Regions from separate parts of the Homo sapiens genome. Here region 2 is linked to region 1. The links are chromatin loops, found by intact Hi-C in ENCODE. Cell type or tissue: HepG2. All regions are shown on one strand. Region 1 overlaps DCAF5 (DDB1 and CUL4 associated factor 5). Region 2 has its middle 22 kb from the start of ACTN1-DT.

Region 1 (2,500 bases):
AAGTGGGTATTTATCTTCTTCCCTACGATTCCAGTGGCTGTGGCAATAACACTGGCTCTTTACAGAGCTGCCTTAAAGGGACAAAAGAGAGAACGAGAAGAGTCAGGTGGACCTAGAAATTTTGGTGGTATTATAGAAAACTGCAACAGAAAAGCTGAAGATAACTGGGATTTTGCTCGTCACAATGATTAGCTTTAGTCGGGGGCATGCCTTCTGGTTATTAAGCTACTCCCTTCTTTCTGTCTTCTACTCACCCATCTTTACCATACATAGGTTTACAGTACTCATGCAAGTGTTCTGTCCTCTGAACTCCTTAATAAAAAGCTTGCTTTCTCCCAAGCACTGTATTCCTTTCTTAAACTTCTTTGTTTTTTTATTATTGTCATCGTCTGTCTTATAATCATCCTGGCTGAAATCTCAAAGTCCATTTGCCTCTTCTGCCTCTCCCTCCCTCTGCCATAAACATCTTTGCTCTGTGTTAGTGCTTGGCCACTCTTTTCATTGCTTAAATCCCTACCCCATTTCATACCCATTTCCGTCTCTCCATAAGGTTCTGACTGCACTGGCTCCTTAGCTTGCGTCTCTTCTCCCTTTGCACCACCCCCCAAAACACATACACATAGAGGATGCTTTCTCCTGTTTTCTTGATTTTTCTTTACGTGTTCATGTCATAGTTACCAAGATCAAATGGTAATCCATCAGGGAAAACTTCCTTGCTAGATCTCTCTGTTACATACTCTTAAAGATGCTTTTACTCACCATGTCCCCCGGCACCTGGCACTATTTTGGCACAGAGTGTATGTTGAATGAATGCAGCTGTCCCTAACTTCTAGAGGAAAGGATCTCTCCATTCAGAATCTCTGTAAAGTACTTATGATCTGTGGCATTCATGTTGCACATTTCAGTTGCTGCTTTTGCCATCATTAGTTATTCATATGCTATGTCTTGTCTCCCGGTAGGCCAGTATTTGTCTTTGATTTCCTTCCCAGTGCCCAGGAGCTGCTTCACAGAAAGGAGGCATTTGTCCTAATATGTATTATTACTTGTGTTTTTCTATGAATTTTTAAGGGCAGGTGCGTGTTTTATTCATCTTTAATCTCTAGTGCCTAGCACAGTGCTTGGAATATTATGGAAACTTAGTAAATATTGAATGAATATATAGTGTTATACTCATCCCAAAATAGTCAAAGCTAACTTTTAGAAAATACTTTCAAAGCTAACTTTCTATAATGTTTATGGACCTGCTAATCCCTGAGTATAATGACATGAATCCAAATGTTGTATCTCAGGAATAAATCCTTAGAGGAGGTGTAAGGTTTCTTGCTGGGCTTTGAATGCCACCGTCAATTAGTTATGTGGCAGAGAGCCAGGTATTCTGGTGAAGTTGCTTTGTAGCTTTTAAGCCACAAGGTGGAGGTGTAGAATCAGTTTTGCCCACTGGAGGACACCAGGTCACTGGTTTCCTAACCCAGTGATTCTCAAACTTTAAGGGGCATCAGAATCACCTGAGGAGCTTGTCGAAGCACTCCTTCCTGGACCCCATACCTAGAGATTGAGTTGTTGGTTTGGGGTGGGACCTTTGATTCTGCCATTATTTAGCAAATACCCAAGGTGATTTAGCAATTTTGTTGGTCTTACAAGATGGAAGCAGTGGTTAATCAGAGAGGTCCATGTTGAATTTGCTCAAGTTCACTCAGACCCAGGGTCTTTGGGGTTTAGGCCAGAGATTGCTTGCGTCCATTCCTTCTCACCAGACACAAATGTCTTTTATGACAAGAGACGTCGCTTCAGACCAGAGCATCTGGGGAATGCCTGGTAAATGGAGGGGAGCTCTGCAAACAAGTATCATTTCATATTCTTCCTTTCGTATTCCCCAAGTCCAGTTATTCAGAAGTAGATAATATCAAAACCTAAATCAAATGGACTTTCTTATTTAATTATTTAATTATTTATTTATTTTTTGAGACAAAGTCTTGCTCTGTTACCCAGGCTGGAATGCAGTGGTGCAATCTCGGCTCACTGCAGCTTCCACCTCTTGGGTTCAGGCGATTCTCCTGCCTCAGCCTCCCAAGTAGCTGGGACTGCAGGCATGTGCCACCATGCCCGGTTAATTTTTTTGTATTTTTAGTAGAGATGGGGTTTCACCATGTTGGCCAGGTTGGTCTTGAACTCCTGACTTCAAGTGATCCACTCATCTCAGCCTCCCAATGTGCTGGAATTACAGGCATGAGCCACCGCGCCCAGCCAGCTTTCTTATTTTAAAATCAAATGTTGACGTTTTCTTCTTAAAAATTTTTATGGTAAGACTTTTTTTCAAATATGTGTAAAAGTAGGCTGGGTGCAGTGGCTCACGCCTGTAATCCTAGCACTTTGGGAGCCCCAGGCAAGGGGATTGCTTGAGGCTAGGAGTTCAAGACATGCCTGGGCAACATACACCCTATCTCTACAAAAGTATTCTTTTAAAAATTAGCCAGGTGGGGTAGTGGCAGAGTCTGCAGTC
Region 2 (2,500 bases), 110 kb after region 1:
GCTTTGACCGCAGCAGCTGCAAAGCGGGGATGGGGACTTAGGCCTGATGAGAGTGCAGGAGAGAATGGGATGGAAGGAGATGGAGATGCAAGACAGGCAAATTAGTTGGAGGATTTTGCTAGAAAGTATCAAAGAAACGGAACCGTCAAGCTGGTTGGCCATGAAGGAGGAGGGAGGAGAAGACAGGGTGTGGCCCCGATGGCCTCAGGAGGAGGTTTTAGAGCTGCAGATCAGGTGGTCAGGGACTGTGTCAGTCACTAGGTGGGCTTGACCTCCCTGAGGGTGGAAGGAAAGAGGTTGATCAGGGGAAGGTGTTCTAGGAGATAGAGAGCTCTGCCTGTGTTTTTTCCCCCTAGCCTGAGACATCGCCATCTTTGTGTTTTGGAAGCTGTTTTTAATTTTATTTATTTATTTTTTTGAGACAAAGTCTCGCTCTTGTTGCCCAGGCTGGAATGCAATAACTCAGTCTCGGCTCACTGCAACCTCCGCCTCCTGGGTTCAAATGATTCTCCTGTCCCAGCCTCCCAAGTATCTGGGATTACAGGTGTGTGCCACCATACCCTGCTAATTTTTGTATTTTTAGTAGAGACGGGGGTTTCACTATGTTGGCCAGTCTGGTCTCGAACTCCTGACCTCAGGCGATCCACCCACCTCAGCCTCCCAAAGTGCTGGGATTACAGGCATGAGCCACTGTGCCTGGCCGGGAAGCTGTTTTTTAGAATCATGGAAAATAGCAACTAAAGAAAAAGATGCTAGCTGAAATGCTACTTCCTGATTACTAGCTAAGAGTGTAGCTGAGATAGAGGCTGGTGGTAGAAGGACCCAAAAGAAAGAATGAGCTCTAGGTAAAGCCGAAGGCTGAATCTGGCTGGGTAGGTCTGGTCAGAAAAGCTGGCCTGGCTGACGCAGCAAGCACAGGACAGGACGGACAGGATGTCAGCAGTCCACAGGCTCATGACCTGGGACTTTCCTTACCACTGGGTGGTGCATTGACTTAGGAACCTACTGGCTACAGTGGAGGACTGGTGATGCTGAAGGGCTCATGGACCTCTGGCAGGGAGGAGCCCTTCCTGCTGTCCCAGCATTCTCAGAAGGATACTCCTGCCCCACCTGGGAAATATGAGGGTGACTTTTGCATCCAGAAAAAGGATGTACCAGCTGGGTTGTGTCCATTTAGGGTAACAGTGACCCTGGCTACTCAAAGTGTGGTCCTTGGACTGGCAGCATTGCCATCAACTGGGATCTTGCTAAAAATACAGAAACTCAGGCCCCACCCTAGACCTACTGAAGCAGTGTGTATTTTACCAAAATTCCTAGGTGACTTCTATGCACATTAAAGTTTGAGAAGCACTGGCTTAAGCCACTGGTCCTCAGACTTGCTGCACTTTGGAATTACCTAGGGAATTTTAAAAGATGCTGATGCCTGGGTACCACCCTGCAGCTCCCCAACACTCCCAGAAATACTGATTTTACTACTATGGGGTATGGCCTGGGTACCAGGAATTTAAAGGCTTTTCACGGGATCATAATGTGCTGACTTAACCACTAACTTTGAGAACGACTACCTGAGGCCATAAAGATGTTTATCTGGGAGCTAGATTCCAGGGTAGCTCTAGGTGGACTCAGCAGCCCCAGGATATAGTGGAGGACTCACCACTGTCAGGATTTGTTTTGTTTCCTTAGGCTTGTTGCCTCATGATTAAAGATGGTTGCCATGCCTCCTAGAATACTGCACTTACAGGAGATTCAAAGGTTGGGAAGACAGCTCAGGTGGGAGGTGGTAGGAGAGCTTGTTTTGTGACTTCTCTCATTTTGTCAGGCAGGGAAAAAACTTTCCCCAAATCCCAGCACTTTGGAAGGCCAAGGCGAAAGGATCACTTGAGGCAAGGAGTTTAAGACCAGCCTGGGCAACACAGCAAGACTCCTGTCTCTACAAGACAAACAAACAAGGCCAGGTGTGATGGCTCACATCTGTAATCCTAGCACATTGGGAGGCTGAGGTGGGAGGATTGCTTGATCCCAGGAGTTCCAGACCAGCCTGGGCAAAATGGCAAAAACCCATCTCTACAACAAATACAGAAGCTAGCTGGGCCTGCATTCCCAGCTACTTGAGATGCTGTGGTGGGAGGATCACCTGAGTCCAGTGGGGTCAATGTTGCAGTGAGATGAGTTTGCACCAGCCTGCACTCCAGCCTGGGCAACAGAGTGAGACCCTGTCAATCAACCAATCAATAGAAAAAGAAAAAACTTTCCCAGAATTCCTGCAACAGATATCCCCTTTGTTTTCATTGAGCAAAGACAGGTCACCCTTAGCTGCAAGGGAGCCTGAGAAAGTGCATTTTTGGCTTTTTCACTTTCTATAGTAGGAAGCAGAAAATAGAGAACGGGGTTAGAAATGACTGTTAGATAGCCAGTCATCAGTATGTGCCATAAAATGCACATGAGATATAAATGCTTATGTGGCAAACTCGATAAATTAAATTATTAAGTAATTAGCTGG

What was found. Hi-C counts contacts between places; a loop is a spot of excess contacts. Peaks named below come from ENCODE experiments on the same cell type or tissue, not always from the same donor. Only the 100,000 strongest peaks of a DNase experiment are listed, where the experiment ranks them.
Region 2: it touches region 1 in a loop (8-fold over the local background); 4 of 110 quality-filtered maps call a loop at or near these places.

Annotation. Positions count from the first base shown.
Region 1 is chr14:69,106,504-69,109,003 of GRCh38, reverse strand. The region is part of intron 5 of DCAF5 (DDB1 and CUL4 associated factor 5); the gene reads left to right. Among named protein-coding and RNA genes, the nearest start is that of DCAF5, 45 kb to the left of the region's middle. In HepG2, a CTCF peak has its summit at 1,409 (motif pointing right); a DNase peak (open chromatin) is centred at 1,413.
Region 2 is chr14:69,000,728-69,003,227 of GRCh38, reverse strand. No RefSeq gene overlaps it. Among named protein-coding and RNA genes, the nearest start is that of ACTN1-DT, 22 kb to the right of the region's middle. In HepG2, a CTCF peak has its summit at 988; a DNase peak (open chromatin) is centred at 977; H3K27me3 peaks cover 229 bases.